Linked DNA regions of Homo sapiens: region 1 is linked to region 2. A link is an interaction called in ENCODE POLR2A ChIA-PET data of the cell type or tissue named here. Cell type or tissue: PC-9. All regions are shown on one strand. Each heading gives the region's core, and the rest is flanking DNA. Links, peaks and the distances in the headings are about the cores only.

Region 1 (4,000 bases), core at 1-4,000, 2.0 Mb after region 2:
TGGCTGGAGCTGTAGAGCTTCAGAGACCTTCCCATTTCTGCCTCTATTTCTCAGCTGACGCTCAGGTCTCTGGAACTGGGGATCTCATGCTGCCCACCCTCATTATCAACTGCTGACAGAATGGAGCATTAACAATGACCCATAGAAACAGCAATCCCGTCTGTTTGTCTTGGCTATATCCTTGCCTTACTCCCAAGCACAAGAACAGAGTCCTACCTTCCTAAAGGGTTATCTCTCTCTCTCTCTCTCTCTCTATATATATATATATATGTGTGTGTGTGTGTGTGTGTGTGTGTGTGTGTGTATGTGTGTGTGTGTGTATATAGATAGATAGATAGAGATATATATGTAAAATCTTTTTTTTTTTTTTGAGACGGAGTCTCACTCTGTCCCCCAGGCTAGAGTGCAGTGGTGCGATCTTGGCTCACTGCAACCTCCACCTCCTGGGTTCAAGTGATTCTCCTGCCTCAGCCTTCTGAGTAGCTGGAATTATAGGCACCAAGGGTGCTTTGTATATTAAACCAGCTAGAGATCAGCTCCCAGCAGACAAGACCAAAGGCACCCCATGGGAAATGCTCATCATGAGAAATGAGGCTTTTCACCAGACCAGCTCTTCATGCCATACAACCAGACCCTTCCCCTGCCACTTTCTATCAACCCTGAAAAGAGAAAAGTCAGCCAGGCACAGTAGCACTTTGGGAGGCCGAGGTGGGAGAATTGCTTGAGGCCAGGAGTTCAAGACCGATGTGGCCAACATAGTAAGACCCTGTCTTTTTTTAATAATAATAATAGCTGGGTGCAGTGGCTCACACCAGTAATCCCAGCACTTTGGGAGGTCGAGGTGGGTGGATCACTTGAGTCAGGAGTTCAAGACTACCCTGGTCAACATGACGAAACCCGGTTTCTACCAAAAATACTTAACTTAGCCGGGCGTGGTGGCGGGCACCTGTAGTCCCAGCTACTCGGGAGCCTGAGGCAGGAGAATCGCTTGAACCCAGGAGGCAGAGGTTGCAGTGAGTAGAGATTGCGCCACTGCACTCCAGCCTGGGTGACAGAGCAAGACTCCATCTCCAAAATAATAATAATAATACGGAGAAAAGTCTGGAATGAAGTAAGAAGGCAACAAGAAAGGAGGGAACTATGAGTCTAGTGCCCTGGGTCGGGGCTGGAGAGGACTAGCCTCAGGGTCTCCCTATGCCCACCTACCCACTGTCAGCCTTCCTTCACCTGTGTTTGACTTGGCCCTCAGACCCAAGCTCTGGACTTCCACCCTGGAGCCAGCTCACGCTATCCCTCACCAAACCCTCTTACCTGCTTGTTCAACCAAAAGGAGTAAGAGCAAGACCACTGCTGGAATCATCTTGGGCTGGAGATCGGCCGTTCTGACAGCACTGTGCAGCTGTGCTCAGCGAGCAGTTCCCTGACCACAGAGTCCCCCTCTTCCTGCCACGCCTTCCCCCATGCTTTGGCCCCTTCCCCTTCCTGCACAAGAGACCGGGCGGCTCCCGGAAGGGCCAACTAAGGGAGTTGGGAGATCTGGGCTCTTAAGCGTCAGCCCTTCAATGACCAACTCCTAACCCACAGAATGAGGAGACTTTCACGCTCAGGAAAGGCTGTCTACATCTGCCATTTTCCACTCCACCTGGTTCAGATTTTTTTTTTTTTTTTTTTTTTTGAGACGGACTCTTGCTTTGTTGCCCAGGCTGGAGTGCAATGGCGCCATCTCGGCTCACCGCAACCTCCGCCTCCCAGGTTCAAGCGATTCTCTCAGCCTCCCGAGTAGCTGGCATTACAGGCATGCACCACCACGCCCGGCTAATTTTGTATTTTTAGTAGAGATGGGGTTTCTCCATGTTGATCAGGCTGGTCTTGAACTCCTGATCTCAGGTGATCCATCCGCCTCGGCCTCCCAAAGTGCTGGGATTACAGGCGTGAGGCACTGCGCCCGGCTGGTTCAGAGATTTATCTGTGTGAAACTGCCCGTCAACATTCCCTCAGACCCCACTATAGCCCTTTCCCTCCCAACTTTACCCCAGGTCTTGATTTGAGTGGTTTACCAAGTTATGTGGGCACTGAGAAGGTTTGGGCAAGGAGGGAACTGAGGCGAAAGAGGAAATGGGGAATAGAGAAGTGGAAAGGACAAGAGTCAGAGAAGGGGGTGGAGACGAGCAGGAAAAATTGCTAAGACCTGACTGAATCTAACAGGAATGGAGGGTTAATGAACATTCTTAGGTTTACAGTCCGAGTGAAGGACACTAAGATACTGAGACACTAAGATACCAGAAGTTTAGGCCTAGGGGCCGCAAGACGGCTAATTTATTATAATTTCTCCTTTTTTAGTACATGCACAGAAAGCCTGACAGCCAAGTGTACATGAACATACACACACACACACACACACACACACACACAGAGGCCAATTTCCAGTGAGGAACAGGCTCCACAGAAGAAGCTGATAGGCAGGGGGGATCAAACGCTGCTCCCCTGCTCACCGATCTACTTCTCCAAATACAATATCTTGGGTACCTAGGTGAGAGGATGGAGGAAAAAAGTGATGTTACTTATCTTCCTGTTGTGAGGCAAAACAAACAAAAAAAGTGGTGTTACCCAAGATCCAGAACCCATTACTGTGCTCAAAAGATTGAGGACCCGAGTCCATGCCATGGCCTATGGTGAACAGGAAGTGTTCTCCTTCTGTCCCCAGTGGGCGTCCCGAACTCCTTTGTCTAGGATACCTCTACTACACAATAGGCCTCGTACCTATGATGGCAACGACATCTGCCAACATGTGTCCCTTAGACATCTTGTCCAAACCAGCCTAGGGAGATTGAGATGGCAACAATGTTAGTTAAGACTTGCAAGGTGGGAGGAGAAAGAAGAGTTCATAAAAACCTCAACCAAGGTCAGGTTTAATTCATTGGAGTTATAGTTACTGGGATTGATTCTTACCAGATGGGCAAAACCAGGAGCCTTGATCTTGCATCGATAAGGGCGGCTGCTGCCATCAGACACCAGGTACACCCCAAACTCTCCCTGTTCAAGGAAGAAGGTTGGGTGTCTGTATTAACATGAAGAGTATTTTTCTCTGCCAACAAAACCTCTATTCATTCTGTTTTCTCTCTCATTGATGAATGAGCTATTTGTTAAACATCTATCTTTAGCTACCTACTCTACATATGGTCTTTTCCTTCCCCTCCTCTCCTTACCTTGGGAGCCTCAATGGCAGTATATGTGGCTCCTGGAGGAACTTGGTAGCCCTCAGTATACAACTTAAAGTGATGAATCAGTGACTCCATGGAAGTCTGAAGAGAGGAAACAGGGAGCATCAATAAACCATATCCAAACTCTGTCTCCTAGGCCTCCCCCAGCACAGAAAATAATCTCTACCCTCAGGGAGACTAAAGCCACATGTCAGTCAGTAAGCAGAGAGGATACAGAATAAAACAGGAGAGCTATGGGAGATTAAGAATCTCTTATATGGCCGGGTGCGGTGACTCACGCTTGTAATTCCAGCACTTTGGGAGGCTGAGGTGGGCAGATCAAGAGGTCAGGTGTTCAAGACCAGCCTGGCCAACAGAGTGAAACCCCGTCTCTACTAAAAATACAAAAATTAGCTGGGCGTGGTGGTGGGTGCCTGTAATCCCAGCTACTCGGGAGACTAAGGCAGGAGAATCGCTTGAACCCAGGAGACAGTGGTTGCAGAGAGCCAAGATCATGCCACTGTACTCCAGCCTGGTGAAAGAGCGTGACACCGTCTCAAAAAAAATAAAAAAATAAAAAAAACCCGAATCTCTTACTACACAGTAAATTCTCTATTAAAAGAAAACTGGGTTGGGTGTGGTGGCTCACGCTTTGTAATCCCAGCACTTTGGGAGGCCAAGGATCACCTGAGGTCAGGAGTTCGAGACCACCCTGACCAATATGGTGAAACCCTGTCTCTACTGAATACAAAAAATTAGCTGGGCGTAGTGGCACACGCCTGTAATCTCAGCTACTTGGG
Region 2 (6,108 bases), core at 826-4,825:
TCCCTCGGCAGAACAGTCCCAGTTTTTACCCTAATGCCGTGCTGAGCTTGATCTGAGGTACTATGGGACCTGAGTTGGCTTTAGTCAATGAGAGGGTCTTAGGGAAAGAGTGAAAGCAGAACAAAATGAAAAGGAAATGACACTGTAGAGATGACTGTTCCTAAAACATAGTTTTCAAAACCATATTTACTAGCCTAAAGGAAAATATGTTATAATTAGGCATTTATGGAGTTTTTATAAGTTACCACAGGTTTCCTTACATTTTTTTTCCCTAATATCCGTAACTGCAAATCTTAGGCATTTACTTAAATTGCCTCATCACAGCCTCCCTGTGAACAAATGAGGAAAGTATGTGTACAATAGTAAAATCCTATTTGGCTGCCATGTGAACTTCACCACATCTCTTTAAAACTTTGGTTATGATTAGCATTGACTGGGAGGTAAATGTTAGCAGATTTGTAAAGAACAAAATCAAGATATTTTTAGTTCACTTTGGCAAATATTTTTAAATGTTTACTATATTGCCAAGCATTGTGCTAGGCACAGGGGTTAAAAAGTATTTAAGACTAAATTCCTACCATCAAAAAGTTCTCATATCCAAGTAGAAAAACAGAAACATAAGTCAATGACCATAATGCAATATGATGAACCCTGTCTTAAAAGCATGGGTAAAGTGCTAAGGTGACTGGGAAAGGGTAGCTTTTTGGGTCTCCCAATATTCAACAACTTGTCCTATGGATTAATATTTAAGATTTGCCTGGTGCTTTTCTAGTATAGAATTGTGATAAAGTGATGGATAGATTAGAAGGTTAGTTTTAAAACTGAGCGTGAAAATAGTTGCATCCCGTGATGGAGGAGTACCCAGAATTCTGACCATATCTACTCACTAAAATACTGAAGATACAAAGAAGCAGTAAATTCTGCTGTAGTTTGTTGTTTGGCAATTAGTACTCATTTATCAAGGCTTACTGCACATAAGATAGTCTGACAGCCATAGAGAACAATGGATAAGGAGTTGGAAACAAAAATTTTATAGAGAAATAAATAATCAAGTGGAATGATTTAATTTTATAGCTGGAAATAGCTCAAAAAACATCTAAAATGATGGATAACGTCATCATTTTACAGATGAGGGAACTGAGGTCTGGCAGTAAAAAGTGGTCATTTTACTTCTCAAAAGAAGATATTTATGCAGCCAAAAAACACATGAAAAAATGCTCATCATCACTGGCCATCAGAGAAATGCAAATCAAAACCACAGTGAGATACCATCTCACACCAGTTAGAATGGCGATCATCAAAAAGTCAGGAAACAACAGGTGCTGGAGAGGATGTGGAGAAATAGGAACACTTTTACACTGTTGGTGAGACTGTAAACTAGTTCAACCATTGTGGAAGTCAGTGTGGCGATTCCTCAGGGATCTAGAACTAGAAATACCATTTGACCCAGCCATCCTATTACTGGGTATATACCCAAAGGATTATAAATCATGCTGCTATAAAGACACATGCACACATATGTTTATTGTGGCACTATTCACAATAGCAAAGACTTGGAACCAACCCAAATGTCCAACAATGATAGACTGGATTAAGAAAATGTGGCACATATACACCATGGAATACTATGCAGCCATAAAAAATGATGAGTTCATGTCCTTTGTAGGGACCTGGATGAAGCTGGAAACCATCATTCTCAGCAAACTATTGCAAGGACAAAAAACCAAACAGCACATGTTCTCACTCATAGGTGGGAATTGAACAATGAGAACACATGGACACAGGAAGAGGAACATCACACACCAGGGACTGTTGTGGGGTAGGGGGAGGGGGGAGGGATAGCATTGGGAGATATACCTAATGCTAAATGACGAGTTGATGGGTGCAGCACACCAACATGGTACATGTATACATATGTAACAAACCTGCATGTTGTGCACAGGTACCCTAAAACTTAAAGTATAATAATAATAAAAAAAAGTGATCATTTTTTCCAAATGTCATATATCTAACAATAGTGAAGACCAGAGCCCTCAGAAGACTAGTAGGCAATGCATGCAGAGTTCTACCTGGGAACTCTAGCATCAGACAGCTTGGGCTCACATCTGTCTCCACCAAATACTGGCTGGGTTATCTTAAGTTATTTAAACTCCTGTCATTCCGTGACCTCATCTGCAAAATGGAAATAGTACTATAGTGTCTGCAGATATAAAATGAGAGAACACATATAAAACAATAATGAGGATTAAAATGTAGTGCAAATTAATGAAGGACATACTAAGAGCTTGATAAATGCTATTTATTAGAACTTATATATCCTAATTTCTGCATTAGTATTCTTTCTGCCACAAGAAAAATAAAAGTGAAATGGGATTTTGTTCATTTTTGTTTCTCTGACACAGGAAGAAATCTCTTCTTAAAATCTGTATGCACATGTGGTGTCCTCATTTCCCCTTGTGTCTCTTCTTTCAGGGCCAAGGAGATTAAGATCAAGTTGGGAATTCTCCTCCAGAAGCCAGACTCAGTTGGTGACCTTGTCATTCCGTACAATGAGAAGCCAGAGAAACCAGCCAAGACCCAGAAGTGAGTCATGAATATGGATTCCACTCATTTCCTCCAGAGGATGGCTATTTTCCAAGTGTTTAGCACCATTCCTCATCTGTAGAACTACCCCCTTCAATTACTCATTAAGGATCATAAGAGCCCTCAGAGAGTTGGTTTGCAAAGAAGCTCTTTTTTTTTTTCTCAACTATCTCATGTCTGGAGCATCTTATTGAATACAGGCAGAATACATAAAAAATAAAAGATAAGACTCTGCCTTATTTTTGAGAGACAGACATACTTATAAAATAGACAGACCATACTTATAAAATGATACCAGCCACTACAGCAGTGTGGTAAAAATACCTGCTCATTTACTGCCTTGGTAACCACTCCTGATCCAGTTAATTATGAGCCCTGGATGCTTACCTGCTGATGAACTATCTAAAGCTGCTTCCTCAGCAGGGTGATGTGAGAACATTTCCCTCAGAAAGATACTAAGGACAAGGCAGACAATTTCAGCCTAATCGTTCCTTCTCCAAGATAGTGCCCCTCAAGTTCCAACAGAGGAACAAAGTCTGTTACTTAAGTGAAGAACGAATACTGGACTAGCTATTTCTATTTAATGTACACCAGGTATTTTTCCCAATTCATAAATTAATATTCTTGATTGGATTTCTGCAATCCTCCCTCATCCCCATTCTCCTCTCCCTACACATTCCTCCTGTCAATTTAGGCATCCTAGGGAACTATTACTTCTAAAGAGTCATGATGTTATGGCAGTGAATCCAGGTCTCACAGTGTGCATTGGCCCCGCTTTAACTCAGGAACACGACTCCCAGCATTCCCATCGTTCATCATCATCCCTGCTAGCTGCAGAGACTGTCACTACCTAGACAGATACACTCCATCTTCCCATTAAAACAGAGATATCCATGAAAAATCAAGAAAGGAAAATGGGAAGAAGAAAAGGCCAAGGCATTCAAATTCCTTCGCTCTGCTATCTTAGAGCTTTGAGGATATCACAGAAGTGTGGTAAAAATATAGGAGTCCCTTTAACCTCCATTTCTCTTTTTAAATGGAATATTTGTGTAAATTGGCCAGCCTGTCCTTTGTCCAAATGACCTCAACTTACCATAGCTGGATTGATTGGGAGATAAAGAGATGAGTTATTCTTTCTCTTTTTTTAATCTTTTTCCATTAGCCTAAGTGAATATTTCCATTCCTCCTTTTTTTATTACTTCAAAGTGATTCTAAACAGGAAGTGAGGCATAATTGCGTTTTCTGCATTTGAAAAGGAGAAGCTAATTCAGTGTGGAGCAGCAGGCACCAAGCGGTAGTGGAGAATAAGAACCACATTTCATAGCAGCAACAGATCAAAACATCTATTTTGAAGTAAACAATGTGACAATTTATTGATCCGTTGGTATTAACTTTAAAAAAATAGAGTTCTACATTTCCTGCTTTAAATCTCTGCTTTAACATTCACATAGACCCTTAAACTGTTGAGATTAAAAGGGATTCAGAGAGAAGCTGTTCTGGAAGAAACCCTGGGGCTGACCATTTATTGGATTATTTACTTCTCTTGTCTTCCATCCCCTTTCTTCCTCCAGAAGCCTAAATTGTTTTGGAAAATTCCTTCATATCCCTAGAGAATAATTCTGTATCTATTGCATTTTCAACAGTGACCAATAAAAAAGTTTCCCACTCTCTTCTGAATCCACAGACCCCATCCCACCTCCTCATGTTTGGCAACTTTCTATGCCATTTATCTGACAGGAAATACTGTGTTCTGCATAAGCTCCATCTCTCTCTCTCTTCTCTCACTTTAAAATTTCTCTGTATTTTTAACTCATGTTCTTCTTTCAGAGGGGAAAATAATTCTTCTCTTGATTGGAGGTATTTTTAACCCTTCTCATATTCTTTGGGTTACTGACATCAGTAGAATCCGTTTTTTTAAAAGTATTTTCTATTTTTTAACATGTATTTTTGAGTTCTCACTTTTAAAAACAAAAATGGACCATTGAGAAAAACAAATAAGTGCTTATATTCCTACCCCCTAAAGACAGCTCTGTTCCCCTTTTTGCACTTTTAGTAGCCCTTTTTCCCTGTGGACCCTCTTCCCCAGGAGCAAACAGGTACCCATGTTCCATGCTGAAAAATTCTCTTCCCGCCTTTCTCTCCTGCTTCTATGCCTTTCTCTTACTTTTACTGACTAACTGTAGAAACAGAAGTCTGTACTCATGGCTTTCAGTCTTTTCTGTATCTCCTTCTTAACCAGCTTCAACCTTACTACCTCACCCGAACTGTTGTTTCTAAGGCCCCATCTGTGACTTGTCTGCAGCATTTGACAGTTCACCAGTTGACCTACTGTTTTTTTTTTGTTTTTTTTTTGAGACGGAATTTCGCTCTTTTGCCCAGGCTGGAGTGCAATGGCATGATCTCAGCTCACCGCAACCTCCACCTCCCGGGTTCAAGCGATTCTCCTGCCTCAGCCTCCTGAGTAGCTGGGATTACAGGCATGTGCCACCACGCCCGGCTAATTTTGTATTTTTTAGTAGAGACAGGGTTTCTCCATGTTGGTCAGGCTGGTCTCGAACACCTGACCTCAGGTGATCTGCCCACCTCGGCCTCCCAAAGTGCTGGGATTACAGGCGTGAGCCACCACGCCCAGCCCAGTTGACCTACTCTTAAAACTCTCTTCCTTAACTTCTAGTCCCGCATTCCCCACCTGCCTTCTCTTTCTCTAAGTGCTCCCACTGTTGCTCACCCTCTGGATGTGAGCATTCCTTAAGGCTCTGCTGTAGGTCCTCCTGAGAAACAATAGACAACATTAGCCAACCACATAGGTTTAGTTTGTGATAACTGTTATCATGGCTTACAAAATCATCAATTGTAAAATGTTAGGAGCTGATATAGATATTCATATAGCTTATTTTATATTATAAATGTCTCCCTTTCCCCTGCCTATGTCAGCAATTTTTAACCCCTTTTTCTGGTTTGTTGTTGTAGTGATCATTTTATACTAAAGAATGACCTCCACACATAAACAGTACCTAGCCTGTGCTAGTGGAAAACAGTTACAGAAAGTTGTCCTGCATACGCTCACCTGGTTAGGATGAGCCTGGTTGTGAGTACTAAAGATCTATGTACAATTTCAGGCCCGCATATGGATGTCAAAAAATGACATGTTTTGCTTGTTCTTAAGTCTGTATGCCCAACCGTGATGCCCAGGTCACCACTGGTTATCAGGTAAGGGCTCAATAAATGCTCATAAACTTGAGCCTGGTCATGAGCAGACTGTACTGTTGGGCAGGAAGGGAGAGGGGACTAGGCACATCTAATTGACAGTAAATAACTTGAATTTTCTTTTCCTTGTTAAGAGCACCAATGTGTAAGAACATTTTTAAGACATTTAAGTATGTGCCAGGCACTGCGCAGATTAAAAACCAAATCAAACCAAAACAATACAAAAAACAAAAACAAACAAAAAACCCAACCACAGGCACTTGAGGTTATAGCTAGTAAGTGCCAGCATTGCCAATAGCAGTAATAATGGTTCATGGG

What was found. Peaks named below come from ENCODE experiments on the same cell type or tissue, not always from the same donor. Only the 100,000 strongest peaks of a DNase experiment are listed, where the experiment ranks them.
Region 1: POLR2A ChIA-PET joins it to region 2 with 7 read pairs; 1 of 35 experiments calls an interaction of 5 or more read pairs at or near these places.

What each region holds. Positions count from the first base shown.
Region 1 is chr1:161,212,682-161,216,681 of GRCh38, reverse strand. It overlaps NDUFS2 (NADH:ubiquinone oxidoreductase core subunit S2), which reads right to left. Exons shown (of 14, transcript NM_001377299.1): 11 at 3,207-3,302; 12 at 2,950-3,033; 13 at 2,761-2,818; 14 at 2,287-2,526. The coding sequence ends at 2,489. FCER1G (Fc epsilon receptor Ig) reads right to left here and starts at 1,387. Exons shown (of 5, transcript NM_004106.2): 1 at 1,312-1,387. The coding sequence starts at 1,360. In PC-9, for the core only: no CTCF peak of the experiment used is centred there; no DNase peak of the experiment used is centred there; H3K27ac peaks cover 183 bases.
Region 2 is chr1:163,164,733-163,170,840 of GRCh38, reverse strand. It overlaps RGS5 (regulator of G protein signaling 5), which reads left to right. Exons shown (of 5, transcript NM_003617.4): 2 at 2,473-2,583. The region is part of intron 2 of RGS5-AS1 (RGS5 antisense RNA 1); the gene reads right to left. Among named protein-coding and RNA genes, the nearest start is that of RGS5-AS1, 6.1 kb to the right of the region's middle. In PC-9, for the core only: no CTCF peak of the experiment used is centred there; a DNase peak (open chromatin) is centred at 2,640.